2 separate regions of the Homo sapiens genome follow, and region 2 is linked to region 1. The links are chromatin contacts, found by Hi-C in ENCODE. All regions are on one chromosome and are shown on one strand. The core of a region is the stretch at or near the end of the contact, and the rest is flanking DNA. Distances in the headings are between cores, read along the strand shown.

Evidence for each region. Hi-C counts contacts between places; a loop is a spot of excess contacts on that map. Pooled maps may share reads with other maps.
Region 2: a loop to region 1 is called in a map of gastrocnemius medialis, with 5 times the contacts of the local background. The contact joins two enhancer-like sites. A Hi-C loop is called at or near these places in 8 of 168 maps with a recorded cell type or tissue (K562, aorta, gastrocnemius medialis and 1 more) and 4 of 50 pooled maps.

Annotation. Positions count from the first base shown.
Region 1 is chr2:216,802,972-216,807,166 of GRCh38, reverse strand. IGFBP-AS1 (IGFBP5 antisense RNA 1) reads right to left here. Exons shown (of 6, transcript NR_187138.1): 5 at 3,780-3,855. It also overlaps the pseudogene FABP5P14. Among named protein-coding and RNA genes, the nearest start is that of TNP1, 55 kb to the left of the region's middle. Within about 2 kb of position 2,411, at least 6 of the 41 ENCODE cell types and tissues checked have a DNase peak (open chromatin) inside an H3K27ac peak, as active enhancers do; they include gastrocnemius medialis and psoas muscle, where a contact is called at or near this core.
Region 2 is chr2:216,886,086-216,890,280 of GRCh38, reverse strand. No RefSeq gene overlaps it. Among named protein-coding and RNA genes, the nearest start is that of TESHL, 17 kb to the right of the region's middle. RefSeq lists an enhancer at 1,016-1,543. Within about 2 kb of position 2,945, at least 3 of the 41 ENCODE cell types and tissues checked have a DNase peak (open chromatin) inside an H3K27ac peak, as active enhancers do; they include gastrocnemius medialis and psoas muscle, where a contact is called at or near this core.

The DNA.
Region 1 (4,195 bases), core at 1,162-3,661:
TCAAAGCAGGTGCCTGTTTGATCATGAATGCTTATTTAATCATCGTAGGTATGAATCTGGTCTGAGACTTATTTTCATTAGAAGATGCTGGCAGGGATGAGAAGGAACAGCTAACCTCACCCAACTCAAGCTTCCTTGGCTCTATCATTAACCACTAAAAAGTACCCAACAATTGTGCTCAAACAGATTGACTCAGGTTGGCTTGTAACAAGGCAGACGACCCAGTAGTGACTCACTTATTATGGGACAAGCAGAAGACACATTTTCAAGTGTTCACAATTGTGGTTGGGGTACCCTAGACCACCTGCCTTGGTTCACCTAAGGAGCTAAGGTGCAAATTTCTTAGCCCCTTTCCAGACCTATTGAATCAGAATCAACTGGGGTAGGGGGAGCTTTTCTAGAAATGACATTTTTTAGAAAGCACTCCAGTGATTTTCTGCACACTAACATTTGAGAACCACTGCTAAGAAAATCTTTTCTCGCTTCTCCACTCCCAAGGTCAAAGCTCATCACTGGTAAGGCCGACCTCCAGAGAACAAGCATTAACCACTTATCTTTCTTCCTTAATTGCATCTCCTGGTCTACTTCTGGGAAGAGGAGAGCCATCCAGGAGGCCAAAGTAGAAATAAGTCAGAAATAAGGAGGCTGTGGTTTGTGAACTCCACTATTAAGCATTTAACAGGGCAGGGTGCGGTGGCTCACGCCTGTAATCCCAGCACTTTGGGAGGCCAAGGCAGGCGGATCGCAAGGTCAAGAAATCAAGACCATCCTGGCCAACATGGTGAAACCCCGTCTCTACTAAAAATACAAAAATTAGCTGGGTAAGGTGGCACATGCCTGTAGTCCCAGCTACTCGGGAGGCTGATGCAGGAGAATCACTTGAACCTCGGAGGCGGAGGTTGCAGTGAGCCGAGATGGCGCCAATGCACTCCAGCCTGGTGACAGAACGAGACTCTGTCTCAAAAAAAAAAAAAAGAATTCAAACAGGAGAGTATACCTCCTCGACTCTGACCACCTTGCAAGGCCATCTGCCAACCATAGTCACCACTCAGCAGCTGCTAGGAAGATGGCGCCCAGCAGAGAGGAAATACCTCAAAGAAACAGGGATGAGAATGGCCCTGCAAAATTGGTGCAATGACTAAACCAGATGGTGCCATCTCTGATGGCAAAAGCTTCACTATAAAAACCAAGAGCACTCTGAAAACAACACGGTTTTCTTCTAAACTTGGAGAGAAGTATGAAAGAACTACAGGTGATGGCAGAAAAAACTCAGACTATTTGTCTGCAACTTTACAAAGCGTGCATTGGTTCAACACTGGGAATGGGATGAGGAAAGAAAAACGCAAGAAGAAGAAAAGTGGGAGACAAAAAAGCAGGGATGGAATGCATTATGAACAATGTCACCTGTACTCAGATCTGTGAAAATAAAAAAAGCAGAATAAAAATTTCCTTACTGCTTTGGAGAGCAATTAGCTGAGAGAAGGAACAATTTCAGTTCAATGAACATATCTCCATCCTGCTTGTTTTTGTTTTTATTTTTTTCATTACTGTGTTTAATTATCTTCATCACAAATATTTTACATGCAGCTATTTTAAAGTGTTGGCTTAGATTAGGATCAGCCTTTGGTTAGTAAATAAATGTGTGTTTTTGCTCAAAATAAAATAAAATAAGGAATTCGAGCAAGAGGCAAACACCCAACAGAGTTTCTAGCTATTATCCCAACAGGGAAGTTATCATTCAGGTGTATGCTTGTAGGACCTGATGAAGTTCTAAAATTTTTATAATTATTCCTTCATTTAGTAAAACAAAGATGTGGGCAGGCGGGGTGGGGAGGTGACAGGCTTGTCTTTGGAGGCAGCGAGGAAATAGGAGCCAGGAAGAGAGTGTTCCACTCTGCCTTTATTGGCGGAGAAGCAGGTTAAAGAACAGAAAGGATGGTGGCAGTTCCCAAGAAGAGAGAGAGAAGGAGGGACCTACCATGATGAACCAAAATCACAGGAGCTGCTGTCCCTGGGGCAGGGACTCAGAGCCAGGCCTTGGACTCAGTACTTGCCTTATCCAATCCCAACTCTCCCAGTCAGCCAAAGGTTATGTCTAGTTTTTATCTTTACAGATAAAGACACTGAAACTCAGAGGGGTTCAGTGACCTACCTGGAACACTCAACTTGAAAGTGGCAGAGTCCTGGAGGTGACCTGCATCAAAAAGTGTTCCAGGCACAGGGGAGACATGGCAAAGGACTGGGAGTGGGAGGGAGCAGGAGAAATTCAAGAACGAGAACCTGAAGGGCGAGCCGTGAGAATGAGTCACAGAGCAATTGGGAGCAGGGGAGCGGGGACTAGGCCTCTCTCCATGCTGAGTTCTCAGGAGCACAACCAGCACTGATGAAGCAACTGTCATGTGCGAGGTGTCAGGGGATGTGCTCCCTCTGCTCTCGGAGACTCTGATCAATGGGAAGAAAATAGACAAAAGAGCTCATCACTGAGTGACCAAGTGCAAAGACCCAGCGAATCCTGGGGCCAGAACCTGCAGACTCAGCAGCCTCTAAGTCTAGTTTGCTTCAGATTTCAGTGCTTGAAAAGACAGGAGCCCCAGAAAGTTCTGCCCTCCCTCCTTTCCTCCCTTCCTTCCTCCCTCCCTTCCTTCCTTCCTTCTCTCCTTCCTTCCTTCTCTCCTTCCTTCCTTCTCTCCTTCCTTCCTTCTCTCCTTCCTTCCTTCTCTCCTTCCTTCCTTCCTTCTCTCCTTCCTTCCTTCTCTCCTTTCCTTCTCTACTTCCTTCCTTCTCTCCTTCCTTCCTTTCTTCTTTCATTTTTGCCAATACAAACTATGAGCCAGACCCTAAGAAAACAATTTGACAAGCATCTTCCCCCTGCCCTGATGTCCATGATTCTGACATCCACTCCAAGAAGCGTGAATTTTCATCATTCCCATTTTAAATTATGAAGAAACTGAGTTCTCACAGCTGGTTGGTGACCATGCATGGACTTGAACTCTAATCTCCAAACCTCTACGCCTTGCTTTGTGTTGTTTTCCCCAAACCCTCTAGTCTCACCCTCGCCTTTTCCTTTCTGAGGCAGCTGTTGAACAAACCCAGCCAACCCCATGAGCTCCACCCCCACTCCTGCCACGGCTGCCATCAGAAAGCGGACAGGCCAGGACAGTAAAAGGGCGCACTGGCATGCTGCCCTGAGAGCAGCGGGTCACAGGCTGTGCCAGGGCTGGGCTCCAGCATGAGCTAAATCTGCCTCTCCCTTCCTGCCCGCCCGCGCCCCCACCCCCCCCCCCCGCCACAACCCCGACCCTGGCCAAAGTGGCGGGGAGCGGGAAACTAAAGGAAAGAACATGTTAACCATCTGCAAATATCATGAGAGGTGTGAACATAGAGAGCCAGGATACGATGTATACCCACTCTCCAGGGCACCCACGACTGGGGGCTGGGCAGGGGCAGGAGCAGCTGCTACAGGACCAATTTATGAAAGACACAAAAGAAAGATGAAGGTGGAGGGAGCCTGACCCAAAAGGATTAGGATATGAAATTGCAGAGGCATAGAGGGTCGGGACACAGCTGTAGAAAGGCCTGTAAGATGGCCTGGCTTGAAGAATTTTCAGCCTCACCAGACCCTAGCGGTGGGGTTCACTGCCCCAGCCTCCTGGCTGGGAGTCCAGGCTGGGCTGAGTGGAGGGAGGTCCCTGCTACTGCCTCCCAGAGCTGAGGGGAAGAAAGAAAGGCTGACCTTTGAGGAGAAGCTTGGGGTTGGGATGAGGAAACAAGCACTCTACCCTTGTAAGATGTGTCTGGCAGCAGAATCTAGAATCCTGGCTGACCCAGAGCCTCATCATGTGTTCTTTTTGTTTTCTGTAATGACAAAGATAAAGAGTGGGAAAAATAAACCAATGAAACATGCAGAACTCCTCTTTCACCTGCCTTGACCCTGAAGAAAGCAATCCCATTGGCAGACTAGGGGCTGGAGGGAGCACACAAGCTCAATAGCAGGCTCCAAGGTCCCGCCACCATGAGCACTAACTGGTAGCCTGCTCCACCTTTTCCCACTCCCATCCCCTGGCTTGAGAAGATTGTCAGGCTAAGCTGCCCCTGAGATGGACACCAGCACGCGTCACTCAATCTCTGGAAGTGTTGGTCCATCCCCTTACATCTGCAGCTGTCAGGCAGCCTCTTTGAGAACAGGCTCTGGTTA
Region 2 (4,195 bases), core at 1,696-4,195, 83 kb before region 1:
GCATCCATATTTTCATTTGCTAAATCTGCTAACTCTATATTAAAAGTCACCATGCAATCCACTCAAAAGTCTCTCCTTTTTGACCATCCACATTACCTATTCCTAATAAAACAATGGATTGGTTTATCAGGTCTACCAGGCATTAACCTAAGCCATGGGCACTTCGTGAAGCATGGGGCATAACATGGAGGAGTGGCAGGAGGAAACCTGCCACAGAGGAGAAAAACTCTGAGTCCAGAATCAGAACATCCTGTTCTAGAACGAGCTCTGCCTCTTACAAATTGGGCACCTCACTGAACTTCTGTGTCTCACCTTCCTAGCGCATAAAATGACAATTACAGTCCCACTTAGTCCCCTCTCCCAAGCTCTCAGGTGATCCTCAGCACAGCTCTCCAAGGAAACATAATTTGAAAACCATATAGGAAGACATGCCCATCTGGCAATGGTATTATTGTTCCTTATGGGAAGAAATGAGAAAAAGACTGAGCCGCCAGGTAGAGGGTGCTGGGCAAGGGAAGGAAAGTCCTCAGATGGCCTTTGCCCATCTATCTTGCCCCTCACTGCCATTAGCAACACCTGCTGTCATCAGACCTGCCCACTTCCACCCTGACAAATTGCATTTCAAACCATTATCGGTCAATAGCGTTTATTTTTGGACATTGCCATCATGAGTACCCCAGGCACCACCAGGCTCTGTGATGTCAGCGTGGCTGAGCTTGGCCTGGTCAATTCTCAAAGGAGAAACTGCCAAGGGGATCGTGGGAGGGCACAGTGATATGAGACCCTGTCCTCTGAGCCAACTCCAATGACAGCCGGGGAAGTAAGTCTCCGTCAGGGACACCATTCGCCTGCTGGCTTCTGGCCTCTCTCTGGCAATGATCAGCACCCAGCAAACTGGCTTAGGCATGAGTAATAAGACAGGTTTATTTCACATGGCTCCTGGCGAGGGAGCAGTGGCCTGGATTCCATACATCAATAAGAGCACAGACAGCAAGCTGGCACTGGCCTGGAATTAGTACTCCCAACCTGGTTCTCCAGGGCTGCTCTGCCATCTCTTGAGACTCCAGACTCTGAATCCAAGGCTCAACTGCCCCATTTTAGATGCCTCATGAGCCTAAATGACCTGCCTGCAAGGCCAGATCCACCCCTCCCCTGCTGTCTCTCCCTTGCCAACATCCACAGCAGTCCCCACGTTCAGGAGAAAGAAGCGTTAGGTATTTCCCATGAATCTGAAAAAGAAAATTTGCATGAGCAGCAGGAAGCTCCCCTGGGTTCAGAGGCTCTTTAGTTATAAGAGGGAATGTGTTGTAGTCACAGCTAGAGATACTTGAACTAGACAAAAGGATTTTGTACACTGCCACTGCAGCATGAGAACACAGATTGGAGGTAGTGGGACATGTTACCAAAGCGCGTTATAGACAACCCTACTCTCACGTTTTCTGATCCAGAAACAGGGGACTGTGGCAGACCCAGAAAGAAAACTCCAGAGATGGAAAACTATGATCCTTTGCACTATGAAATAAGCTAGAGCACAACTGAATGTCTGCTTGGAACACACGACATCCACAGAAACATCTTTAAACACAGAAGGTCTTCTCCAAGCTCATCTCTGGTGATAGGACAACAGTGGGCCTCAAGCTTCTCCAGCCAGTAGCAGGTGAGTTGCACCCAGGCCTGTCAATTTCATGCACACTTGACCCAGTGGCTCATGCTGCCCTCCAAACCTCCCTTAACTGCCATGTTGACCCTGGGCACTACAGGTCTAGGAATGTGCACAAGAATTAGACAGCTGCACGCTCTTACACACATGTAGCCCATCAATGTCTCAAAAGTCCAGTCAAGGGGAGGCTAAGAGGGGCTCCTGGGGAAAGTGTAGAAGGTCCCACCGGGAAACTGCCTCTTGGGCTCCTTTCTGAGCAGGAGCACCTATCTGGCCTGAGGCCTGTCCCTCCTGGCTCTCTCTGAAATGGCTTCTCTCTGTCCCTCCAGACCAGATCTGGTTTCAACAAACTTGGAACTCTCCAAGCCCTTTCCTGCTGTGAACTGATTTATTTGGATCCATCTGTCAGAGCGTGACTGAAGAGTGTCCGGCCAGCTAGCAGCCCAGCTGCAGCAGATGTTGTCTCAGAATGCCCTGCGAGGTGAGGCTCATATGGATTTTACCTGCCCGTTCCACTTGTTCTCCTTTTGCCCTCCTGGGAAAGAGTTGGAAAGGGGTTGAGAACATCTGCATGACCCATGAGAACCAGGAAAGTTAACAGGGCATCTTGGGGGCCACAGAGCACTAAGGAGGCAGGCGTGCTGGTGCAGCAAATGGCGGTGACCCTGGCTCTAGCCTATGATTGTACATATAAAATAAATGTTGCTGATACAAGGGCATGTACAATTTATTAATAATAAAATAAGCAACACTCTATTGTAAGTTCCGTATGACCAATGGATTCTCACAGAACGCTTTTGTGAATTTTTGCCAAACTCTTGTGTCTATAGTGAGTTTATCATTGCAGTTCAACTATGATTTGACAAACGGCTGTGTTTGGCAACAGCTTGTGAAACTTTAGACAATTTAAAAATTGGGACCCAGTAGAAGCTGGGTCCCGTATCCCACTGAGGCAGTACCTTGAGTGGACCCACAAGGGTAGGGGCTGTGCTTGTCTATCTGTGTCTGCAGCACTCATCACAGAACAACACAGTCAGCCAGTCACAGTTCAGCATTCAAGCTGTTCCCTGAATTGGACCTGCTCGCCTTAAATCACCCAAAGAAGAAAGCCAAGCAAGCAGGATCTGATAAAGTAAGAGTAGGTGTCCACAGGGAGCAGGGCCAGGGACTGATGGTGGCAGGTGGTGGGTAGCCAGTAAGACTCCATAGACTGGTTCAGAGTTTGGAGAGAAGCAGCAGGCATGGAATGGGGAGAGCAGGAGCCAGGGAGGGCATTCCTGGTGAGAGGGATGGCACGAGGAAAGGCACGGGACAAACGGCTGCCTTTCCCAGCACGCAGATCACTTAGATACCGTCACTAAACCAATGTTTATCGTCCACTGTGTGCAAAGCACTGTTCTAAATTAAGCAAAGTCCCTGCTCTCGTGGAGATTAAATTCTACCAGGAAAGAGACCCAACATACAGCAAACAAGAACCCTCCATGGTGGAGAATGCTACGAGACAACAGCTTTTATTTCAATATAAGGAAGAACTTGATGTGGAGCCTAATCGCCAGGAATGTTAAACAGGTGCTTCTCAAAGAAAAGTCAAGTACGGCTAAGCAAAGAAAACCAGGTACCTTTCAAACACGGCTTCTCAGGGTCCTGGTGCTCATGGCCGTCAGGAGTCACCAGCAGGAGCTGATGGGCTGTAGTGCTTGTCAAACTTGCTTCACGGATGGAAGAAAACAAAAACATGAGTTGGGCTCCCAGGTGGAGAGCCAGAAAGTCTGACATCCTGGGCAGCCAGTGTAGGGATGTTAGAGCAAGTAGTCAGGCAGATACAAGCAGGGCTGGAGAGGGGTCCCTCCGACCAGCAATGTCCAGTGACCATCAGGTGATTGTCAGGCAGTTGCTACACTGTCTCTCTAAGATAATAACTGGTCACAGCTGGTGCCAAGAAAAGGCAGTCTCCCCATAGATAGAAAACACCTGAAGCTGGTGATCAGCAGCAGCTTCCTCATAAGATCTCAGGAGTTAGGCGAGTGGGCCCACGCATGAGCTCTCAGAGGCAAAATGGCCAACTTTAACTGATCTATGACCCTCCTCTAGGAACACTCGCCTGGTAAGGGAAAAATGCCTCAAATGAGCAAGTACACAACTTCAGTAAACTCACTGCACATACGACCCCTCTTAGGTGCTGGCAGGCCACTGTGCATCCTAATATGTCCGGAATTGGTGGGTTCTTAGTCTCACTGACTTCGAGAATGAAGCCAAGGACCCTCACGGTGAGTGTTACAATTCTTAAAAGGCAGCGTGTCTGGACTTTCTTCCTTCTGGTGGGTTTAGTGGCCTTGTTGGCTTCAGGAGTGAAACTACAGATCTTCGCAGTGAGTGTTACAGCTCTTAATGCCGCGCGTCTGGAGTTGTTCGTTCCTCCCAATTGGTCTTGATGGCTTCAGGAGTGAAGCTGCAGACTTTCACGGTGAGTTCTTACAGCTCATAAGGGAAGTATGGACCCAAACAGCCAGCAACAATGAGTTATTACAAAGAAAG